Linked DNA regions of Mus musculus: region 1 is linked to region 2. A link is a contact called in ENCODE Hi-C or POLR2A ChIA-PET data. All regions are on one chromosome and are shown on one strand. The core of a region is the stretch at or near the end of the contact, and the rest is flanking DNA. Distances in the headings are between cores, read along the strand shown. Region 1 holds the start of Gtse1 (G two S phase expressed protein 1). Region 2 holds the start of Cdpf1 (cysteine rich, DPF motif domain containing 1).

Region 1 (5,274 bases), core at 2,761-5,260, 48 kb after region 2:
AGAAGAACCGTTATAGAACAAAGCCACTCTGCTTAGTCTCTCGTGCATGGTCATTTGCTCCCCCCCCCCACCTCCGTTGTTCACACAGCCAGGCAGCCTAATATGAAGCCAGGTAAGGCCTCCATCTTGGACTTCCAGTCTCTGGAACCTAGCTAAATAAAACCTTCAATTTTGCAAAGTGCCCAGCCTCGCACAAATTGTTTTAGCAGCAGAAAGTGAACTGATACAGTCTATATTGGCTGGGGTGTGGTCCCCCGAGTCCTAAGCCCCAGCCCCTTAACAACACTTACTGCCCTCAGAGCCACCATCTGTGTCTCTCTTAATCTCCTTGGTGTGTGACCAAAACAAAGCAAACACAGGTGACATGTGGTTCAGACACAAGACTCATATGGGCTAATCAAGGAGGCCCCAGCATCCAGCCACAGTAGGGGCTTTACCTCCTGATGGGTCCTGGTCTTGCTTTAGTTAAGGCTCCCCACCCCAACTCTTTCATTTGCTTTTCCTGGACCAGTCTCACATGTGGCTTCCTGGTCCCTCTCATAATTAGCCTTAGATGGTGACAGAAGCATGAGCTATGAGGTCTTGAGCCATGGCTTTCCCTAAGACAGACAACGCCACCGTGATAGACCTACACTGGAGTCCTCAGCTCTAGTGTTTATCTCTCATGGAAAATCAGAGTACTGCCCAGATGGCTGGACCCATCTTGCCCCGGCCAGTCATATTCGCACGTCCTTCTAGAAGGTTCTATAACAAAAACTCTGTGTGTTTCCACAGGAGCCTTCTGATGGAGCGTGACGCCTTGAAACCCAACTCACCCCTGACGGAGCGGCTGATCCGAAGGGCGGCCGCTGTCCATCTTATGCAGTAGAAACCGCCAGGTCCTTAGCCTACAGCTCAACACTGACCTCCTGGCGTGAGGTTGACTGCCTGGTTGGGTTAGGGTACGGTTAGGAAACAGCTGGGTTTGTTTATCAGAGGTTAAAGTTCAGTCCTGAGCAGAATTCTCCAAATCAGTAGTTTGGTCAAAGTAGGGAACCCAAGTTAATTTTGAGTGATGTTCAGAATTCCTCTCAGGGCCAACATGCGTTTTTTAAGCCTCCAGAACCAAAGCAGTGGCTATCATTTTCAGGTGCCTTGAACATTGTATTTTCTTGTTCTGAAGTCGGCAGGCAGCGAAGAGATGTGGCCAGGTCAGCTGGGAGGTCTAGAAGTCTATGTGTGTGCACATGCGCACGCACTCGTACACACACACACTGCACTAGTGAATCCTTTCCATTTAGTTTTCCTTATATTCTGCACAGGTCCTGCTGTCCCATTTCCCTGGGGAGGATTCCAGAGAGCTGCCTGGGGTCCCAGTGAGCAGGGGCATTTCCTTTCTGGGGGGAGGGTATCCTGTCTCGTTGGCTTTGGTTGTCAGCCCCAGACAACTGCACCTGCCACCGTCCCCAGAGACGAGGGGAAGAATGCCTTCTGCCTCCCTGGGGGACTTGGTGGTGCCAACTGGAGCTTCTCTTTAGACTTCACTTGGGAGTAAATCTTGAGGGATGTGGCTTCCTTGGCTAGCTCCGATTCTGCTCCTGAGAGTGGGTGTGAGACCCTCAGCTGTCTTAGTCGGGGTTCTATTGCTGTGAAGAGACGCCATGACCAAGGCAACTCTTACAAAGGAAAACCTTTATTTGGGGCTGGCTGACAGTTTCAGAGGTTCCGTCCATTATCATCATGGTGGGAAGCGTGGCGGCATCCAGGCAGGCATGGTGCAGGAGGAGCTGAGAGTTCTGCATCTTGAGCTACAGGCATCCAAAAGGAGACCATCTTCTTGCAGCCAGCAGGAGGGTCCCTTCTGCACTGGGTGGAGCTAGGCCCTCAAAGTCTGCCCCCACAGTGACACTCTTCCTCCAACAAGTACACACCTCCTAATACTTGTCACTCCCTAGGAGGCAGAGGCAGGCGGATTTCTGAGTTCAAGGCCAGCCTGGTCTACAAAGTGAGTTCCAGGACAGTCAGGGCTATACAGAGAAATCCTGTCTCGAAAAAACCAAAAAAAAAAAAAAAAACCAAAAAACAAACAAACAAACAAACAAAAAAAAAAAACAAAAACCAACTTGTCGCTCCCTATGAGCCAAGTGTTGAGTCCATGGGGACCAAACCTATTCAAACCACTACACCAGCTTAGGGCTGCTCTGCTGTGGCAAATAACCAGATAAGTGACATAGCCATCACGAGGTTTAAGCCCATCTCCTGCTTCTGTGACAGGGACATCCCTCCTGGAAGTTGATGCAGTTCCTACTTAAGTAGGGACTGATGGGCAGGTGGGAGTGGGGAGTGGGTTGGAGGTCTCCAAACCAGATCTTTGCTTAGCCTGCTCAGAGTCCCTGCAGTCTGCTGAGGACTGGACAGGTTTTGGGCATTCATTAAAACAATTGGTCCCGTTGACTACCCTCTCCTATGGGAACCTCTGAGCAGCTCCCAAGTGCCAGGTTTGGGTTGCGTCCTAGGGAGATGGGCTTCTCTAATCTTAGCTGGATGAGGCAGCAAGTCAAGAAATTGTGTAATCGCCATAGGATTTGAAGAGGTACTGTCTCCATATCAGGGAGCCTGGGGACAGGTGCCAAGGGGGAACCTCCTCATTAGTCCTCATTATGTATATGATTCCAAATAATACATGATTCAGCCAGAAGCGGAGTCTTGCTCTCTGTCTCTTTCAGAAAGCCTTCCACCCTGCCTGTGGGCTGGTGACAGTGCCTTCTCTTTGCCCCATAGCCCTTGGCACTTGCCCTTGCTATTGAACCACTTTGTGCTGTGATCTCTGGTATTCAATGGCTTCCATTGAATGCCTTGTCTGTAAAAGCTGGTATGTGTAGGCTTTCATGAAAGAAGGCATGCATCTGCCAGGGACAGGCGACTGATCTTAAAGGGAAATGTGTATGCGTCTGGAGAGATGGCTCCATGGCTGAGCACTTGCCGTTCTTCCAGATGACCAGAGATCAGTACCTAGCGCCCACGTAGAGCCTGTAAATCTAGCCTCAAGGGACCTGACACTCTCTTCTGGCCTCTGTAGGCACTTGCATACCTGTACATACGCACACGTCGGCAAAAAAAATAAAATAAAAATATTTTTAAAGCCAAGAGAAAATGTAAATAGCAGTGAGTTACTATGGGTATGCTTTCCTGAACATCTACTATGACCTGATATGATACAAAGAGAAGTGTTGGTGAACTTTACTGCCCAGTGGATAGCCCCAGGGATGCAGGGATTTCATGCACAGGAGCTAAAGGCTTGGACCACAGATGTGACTGCCACCGTGGTCTTGCGCCCCCCCCTCCCGCCCCCGGTGTGAATCAGAAAAGCCTGGCCCTTAAAATTCCAGATACACAGAACCGGTCACCATCCCCAGCCGGTGGGAACCTTGGGTCCGACGAAGCCAGCTTGCCTACTAGTGAGCCAGACCTGGCCGATGTGTAGAGACGACATCCAGACTTGATGGCCTTCTTGATGGCTATCCAGGCCAACCCTGGACTTCCTTGAACCAACAGACCTTGAAGCCAGTTTCCTGCTCATTGCTATCCAAAGGCATCTAACATATTGGCAGCAAAGAAGTGCTAAGACCGGCTCTGTCACTCTTCTGCATTTGAGGGAAAAGGGAGGGCCTGCACACCAGAGTACAGGAGAGAGGCCTTAGGCTGCAGAGAGTACCCGGACGCATGAGAAATACTGGAGATACCAGGACAAGCACCGGAGAGAGTCGGGACAAATTCCTTCCTAGCTGCCTGACCATCTCCTATGCCCCACCATCACCGCCTCGGTCCCTTTTGCTAGCACAGCCACAGGCGGAACGCTTAAATCCTTTCTGTGTCTCCGGAGGAGGAGAGTCATGGGAACTTCCGGTGGGAGTTTCCTGCGCCCAGCGGAGCCAATCCGTGGCTTGGAGTCTTGGGCATTGGTCTTGTACATCAGCACTCTGACTACATTTCCCAGGCTGCACCGAGAGCGTCTCCTGTTTAAACAGGCCAATCGGCGGCCGGCGGAGCCGGGCGCCGCGTTTAAACCGGTGCCGGAGACCCAGCTGGATTTTATGCCTTCCCGGTCAGAGGCGAGGGGTAAGGAGTGGTCGTAGCGCTGGTCCCGGAGAGTGGGGAACCGGGTCCCGAGCCGCAGAGATCCGGGGAGGACGGGCTGCGGTGCCAGCTCTGCAGCTCAGAGCCGGAAATCCGTTACCCCGCCTCGGGGCGCACAGTCTGGGAAACCGGGAGCAAGTTGGGGCTTGCCTCTGACTTGCCTAATTCTCCCGTCCCCTTGCTTCCTGCAGCGAACTCTGTGGAAGGAGGAGACGGCCGCGACGTGCCTTCGGCCAACCAGTGGAGAGAGAGGTGAAGATGGATGCTGGTAGTAAAAAAGAAGGTAAGTCCTTTCTGTTCGTAAGGCTGTTCTGGAGTGTATTCCTTTTCACCCCAAACAAAATAGAGAGGGCTACAACAGATCAAAGAAACGAAGTCTGGATTGATAAGCAAATAAATTTAACTGAAGTTACTTACAAGGACATTAGCAATTCATAGCTCCACCACCAAAGAAGCCCCTACAACATCCCCACCCACTTTTTAAAACCACTTATGTAATCTTAAGAGGGGCCTCCCCCCACTTCCAGAAGGGCTTTAAGTGGGGGTCTTAATCTTGTGAGGGTCTCCTGTGGTTAATCACAGTTGCTGTGCTATCAAAATGGCAACAGCTTTCTCTTGCACTGAGCGCAGAGTCCCTCACTCCACCCATTCCCCTGTGGTTCATTCTTTTCTCCTCCACTGACTTACTTTGTTTGCTTTTCCTTTCTTGCTTGTTTTTTTGAGCCCTCACTTTGTAACCCGGAACTCACTCTGTAGTCCAGGCTGGCCTTGAATTCATCGAGAGCCACCTTCGGAAGCCTTCTGAGTGCTGGCAAATTCTTTGAAAAGCAAGACTTGCTACGTGGTGGCTGCACACGCCTTTAATGCCCCAACTGCAGAGGCAGGCAGATCTCTTGAGTTTTATTTCAAGGCTAGCCTAGCCTGGTCGACAGAGTGAGTTCCAGAACAGTTAGTTCTCTTTGTAAACCTACACAGTGAAACCCTGTCTAAAAGAGGGGAGGAGGAATCTTTACGATGACTTGGTTTGTGTGTGTGTGTGTGTGTGTGTGTGTGTGTATGTGTATGTGTGTGTTTGGGGGTGGTAACCAAGGTGTGCAAGCACCTGAGGGTCCCAGGGCTTGAACTCAGGTCATCAGATGTGGTGGGAAGTAACTTTGC
Region 2 (5,292 bases), core at 264-2,763:
CAGTCACATCAGCTGGCAGGCCCCTTGAAGGCATTCTTCCTGTTTTTCCCACTACTATTTATCTGCTGAAATCACCATCCATATATGCATGGTATATACATCTTCTCCACTAGCACATTCAACATCTTAACTGTGCTTGCTTTAAACGCCCCCCATCTGATAGGTCTATCTAACATCTCCACTGTGTGTGGCTCTGTGCCTATTTTGGTCCTTGGCAGCAAAGCTGTTTCTTTGCTCTTCCTTGTGGTCTCAATCTGAGTTATAAACTGGGGTTTGTTGGTAAGGTGGTAAAGGTAAAGGCAGCATTGTGGACACGTATGCTTGGCTTGTGCTGCTTGGTGCTGAATCAACCCAGTAAGTGAAGTGGGTTTGCCTTTCCTGTTCTTCTGCTACACTGGCTACGCATTTACTTGTGCTTAGGTGTACTGGCCTCTCTGATACTATTTAAGGACAGATTCACGTGCCTCCTGCCGCCTCCCTTCACTGGACGCAAGAATCTGCTCTTGCCATAGAGCATACTTTCCTGCCCTACCAAAGTTAGTCTGAAACTTTGGTCCCCTTGAAAGATCCAGGCAGATGAATTTATACAGCAATCACAGCCTTTCCCAGGTCAGTTTACAGGAAAGTTATAAAGACTTCAGTTCTGTCCTTCGTCTTACCCATCAGCACCCAGGGCATGCTGGAAAAAAGCCCACGGTGGGTGTTTCTATTGGCTCACCAGGAGGTTGGGGTGGGGAGGTGTATCCTAGTCCACTTGATAAGGCTGCATTCTTAACTGTTTGATGGCACTTCTATATTCAAGGCCTTGGAGGCCCCGCCTCTCCGTAAATTGCTGGGTCAGTGGTCTGATGGCAACAGCAGCTGTCTGATGAGTTCGAGAAAACGCGATTCTTGGATTTGTATCGAGCTGTATCGGAATTCCTACTAGCCTTTCAAAGTTCCCATCCCCAGCTCCAGCCCCAGCTGCGCGCCCGCCTCTAACCCTTTGCGTCCTACAGAACCGAGCTTTGGAGCCAGAAAGGAGCATATGTGCGCCTTGGAAACTGACAGATGTCCCGACTGACGTCTAAAACGGAAATTCTATTTTGGGTGTGCGCGAACCTAGCTAGTGGTATCTTAATTCGCACGTCACAGGCCCTCGCCGAGGCTGCTGGGCGCGCTGCCCTTGCAGCAGGTGACAGTCAGGAGACAGTCCCAGGATAGTGGGACTCCGCCAGAGCCTCCTCCTCCCGCTCTGAGTCTCCCCAGGTCAACAGGGCTCCGCCTGGCGACCATATACACCACGGTCCGAGCCACCCGCGCACAGCCCTCCCCGTGCTGGGTGTCTAACGCCTCCCCCACCCCCACCCCTCGGCTTCCAGAGGCACCGAGGACAGATCCAGCGAGCCGGAACACAGAGGGGACATTTCCAGCTAGCCACGCGCGTTCCTGCAGCACACTGCCCCGCAAACTCACCACCTCCCCTCCGGGACCCCCAGAGCGCCTGCGTGGCCCGCCCACAGTACTAGTTCCGCCTCACTGCGCCTGCGCGGCTCCGCCCTAGCTCCTCTGAGGCTCCGCCCTCGATCCATGGCATTTGTGCAGCCCAATCTCATCACCCGCTGAAGCTCCGCCACACTACCGGTTTCCCCCGGTTTGCCTCATGGCGCCTAAGCAACTCCACTCTGTCCCAGCCTCCTTAAGCAAGAAAAGCCAAAAGAGCGTCCTTGCCGGGGTAGAGCTTTACTGTCGCTTCCGTTTCCGCTGCTAGCTTATAGTGATTGTGGGTCGCGGCTGGAGAGCTCTCTGGGCTTCAGAAAAAAAAAACATATTCTACCTAAATCTTGCCTGGTGCACCAATGAATGTACTGGGGTTATTTTCTGGGAGAAGGGACTCAGGCAACTGCAACGTTGAAAAGTCTACCCAGTGGGAGTGATGGCCTACGAGCTGTCTCTGGGACTTTGCACGATTTGGAAGTAGTTCCACCTATCTCCTGCAGCAGTTGCTCACGGTTTTGGGAAAGGGGCTTTATGGATATTCTTAACTTAGTTAAGTTTAGTGAGCTTTCTGATTCTTGTACGTCCTGATCTGCCTCCAGGAGGGAATGTTTCCATCTACAAGAAAAGCCTATATAACACTTAACTTCTTCTTGTGACTCTTATTTACCCCTCCTGGCTAATGTTCCCTGAACCTTGGAAGGAGTTACATAGAAATCTAATTCTTTTCTTACATTCTGGCTGGGCATTGGACCACTATGCCATGGGGGTAGGCATTGGTTCACAGTTATTTAACTGGTTTTGAGTCTCCTCAGTAACTACCACAGTTTGTCAAGATGAAATTTCCTCCACACCTGAGGCAGATAGCAGCAGTAATCTATGGGTAAGAAATACAAGTATTTAGAAGGAATGTCTGTTCATTTAACAAAACAATTACAGTACTGTCCCCACTGGAGCCTATGACCACCAGCCACAAGTTTTTGCACAGGTTTATAAGGCCAAACATAGGTTCCCTCCTGTGAAGCCTCAAATCCAACCAGAAAGTGTTGTCAACATCAGTACTGGCTTACCACTATTGCACCAGGAGACATACTTTGCCTGGCACAGTGACATAATAGAATCCATAACTAAGTAGGATCCTTGGCAATAATTCTCCCTCAGCAGCCTGGACTCCCTCAGCAGTTTTAGCCTGACTTCTCCATATCCTGCAATATATAAGTATTTTCATTTAATTTTGGCATGCAGACAACAATAGTGGAAATTGCCTTTCTAGTTTCTGGGACTTAAAGGGTTTTCTTAGCTAGCAACTCATAGGGACATAGCCTGCCTTTAACGGTGTGGGCTTTCTTTTCTTTTCTTCTTTCTTTCTTTCTTTCTTTCTTTCTTTCTTTCTCTCTCTCTTTCTCTCTTTCTTCCTTCCTTTCTCTCTTCCTTTCTTTTAGATTTGTTTGTTTGTTATATGAGTACACTGTCACTTGCTTCACACACATCAGAAGAGGGCATCAGATCCCATTATAGATGATTGTGAGCCACCATGTAGTTGCTGGGAATTCAGCTCAGGAACCCTGGTGCTCTTTAATGTCTGAGCCATCTCTCCAGCCCCCCTGGGGGGAATTTCCTTTCAACAGTCTTACAGCTTCTGGGAATGTTTTTCCACCCACTCAAGATCCACTCCTTACTCCTTAAGATGTTGTCTTAGAGTTCTTCCAGATGCATCTATCTCCAAATCTCCCAGACAGTGGCAAGCACTGTATCAAATAGGGAATAAAACCCTCTTACAGAAGAGGGGCAGAATCTCCGTGTGCCCACTACTGTCTGATCCAAGCAAGTGCCAGATGAGCTTGCGATTTGAGCAGCAAGAGGGATTCTATAACGAAGCCATTAGCAGAGTTCAGCACAACACAAAACAGCTGGACTACTGAGTGCTCAGCTCTCAGTGGGACATCCTTATCATCCCCACCCCCAGTGGGGCTCAAGGAACCTCTCAGCAGAACGGGTGGGGCGTTTATACAGTGCCGTGTTCTGGGAGTGTCATGGCCGTTGGCCTCATGAGTTCACTGCAGCTGTGGTTACTTATACAAACGTACATAAGACCAAGCCGGGTAACATTACAGCATGGATGGGGAGGGACCATTGGAGGAGTTATTGGGGATTGATGGCTATTCGGGAAGGAGGAATCATTTCTTTGGGGGTATGGCCACTGGTAAGTTGGTCATGGGTCCTAAACCCATATACTTCTAGGACAGACTCTGGACGAAGAAGGAGAGGGTGTTGCCAGCATGAACGTGGGAAGAGGAAGTGTTGGGGAAATGCAGGAGGAGTGGGTAGATTCCAGATATATTTTATACTTGTATGCAGTTGTCCAAGAACAAAGTTTAAAATAAAGCTGAGTATGGTGATGCAAGCCTTTAATCCCAGCCATCGGGGGAAGCAGAGGCAGACAAGTCTCCGTGAGTTCAAGACTACCCTGGTCTACATAGCGAGCTCCAAACCAACCAGAGCTACATAGTGAGGTCCTGTTTCAAAAAAAAGAAAGAAAGAAAGGAAGAAAGAGAGAGAGAGAGAGAGAGAGAGAGAGAGAGAGAAAGGAAGGAAGGAAGGAAGGAAGGAAGGAAAGAAAGAAAGAAAGAAAGAAAGAAAGAAAGAAAGAAAGAAAGAAAGAAAGAAAGAAAGAAAGAAAAGTATATAATGTTATTCAGGTGAGTCTTAAAAGCCTATCCAAGAGCCAGGTGGTGGTGGTACATGTCTTTGGTTCTCAGCATTCAGTAGGCAGAGATAGGCAGATCTCTATGAGTTAGAGGCCAGCCTGGTCTACAGAGCAAGTCTGGTCCCACGACATCCAGGAATACACAAAGAGAAATCCTGTCTCAAAACAAACAAATAAAAATAAATCTCTTGTTTGTTTTTTTTTTTAAAAAAAAAAAAAGGTTATTGGAGGAGGCTGATAACCTTCCATGTTGAAGGCAGCCACAAATATGTCTTTGATCCCTGACACAGAAATCACTGCACAGGCCATAGAAGAAATCTCAAATTTAATTCATATAAAACTTAAAAGTGGCGTCAACATCAAGGCACGTGCTTCTGAGTAACAAGGTAACAACTGTCAGCCCTTGTTCTTCTACGCCCTGAGGGAGTTAAAGTGGGACAGGACGCTTCAGGTCCTTGTCCCCTGCTCTCTCGTCTCTGCATTCTCAAACTCTTAAAGCAAGCTCTGGAACTCCCCCACAGGATCCCCTCTAGCCCTGGCCTGCAGGAGGACTTGAAGAGACGCTTCCCAGGCATGGTCTGCAGAGGAGACTTCCAGGGAGGCTGACCAGTCTGTTTCTGTTTAGAGGCTGCTGGGCTGTGGCTTAATCCATGATGGGACCTGGCCAGCTCTTTCCCTTGAAGCTGGGTCTCAAAGTGAGCGGCTGCCACTCTTCCCCACTGCTGCAAGCTCCCACAAAAGGAGCTCTGCCTCTGGACCAGGAGTCGCAGAATCCCATCCAGAGAGAGTCCCACCTTGCCATCCACTTCTCTCCCCTGATTTGCCTCTCTGTTCATGTTCTTGTTCCCAAGAGCAGGGCCCAGCGTGGGGATACTTCAGATGTGGAGGTGAGCTTGACTGAGCCATCAGGCACTCTTTAGTCCCCTTGAGAAACATAAGTCATGTTTGGGACACTCTTTGCTTGTGGCCCTCCTGACCGTCATTAATCAGACAACAAGGTAAATCATTTTCTTCCCGTTGATATTTCTGGCCTTCAGTCCCAGGAACCGGCGAGTATTCTTCTCCGGCTGCCCATAGAGCATGTCGACGAAGAAGTTGGATTGGTCTTT

What was found. A loop is a pair of places that touch in the nucleus more often than their neighbours do. ChIA-PET counts read pairs that join two places held with the same protein, here RNA polymerase II (POLR2A).
Region 1: a map of heart shows a loop between it and region 2 (5-fold over the local background). The contact joins the promoter of Gtse1 here to the promoter of Cdpf1 in region 2. A Hi-C loop is called at or near these places in 6 of 37 maps with a recorded cell type or tissue (gastrocnemius, heart and left cerebral cortex). POLR2A ChIA-PET finds 5 or more read pairs at or near these places in 4 of 5 experiments (Patski and embryonic stem cell).

Annotation. Positions count from the first base shown.
Region 1 is chr15:85,855,697-85,860,970 of GRCm38, forward strand. It overlaps Gtse1 (G two S phase expressed protein 1), which reads left to right and starts at 4,011. Exons shown (of 12, transcript NM_001168672.1): 1 at 4,011-4,098; 2 at 4,308-4,399. The coding sequence starts at 4,375. Ttc38 (tetratricopeptide repeat domain 38) reads left to right here. Exons shown (of 14, transcript NM_001033337.4): 14 at 775-3,126. The coding sequence ends at 868.
Region 2 is chr15:85,810,184-85,815,475 of GRCm38, forward strand. Cdpf1 (cysteine rich, DPF motif domain containing 1) reads right to left here and starts at 1,514. Exons shown (of 5, transcript NM_197998.2): 1 at 1,456-1,514; 2 at 719-865. It overlaps Pkdrej (polycystin (PKD) family receptor for egg jelly), which reads right to left. Exons shown (of 1, transcript NM_011105.2): 1 at 4,493-5,292. The coding sequence ends at 5,170.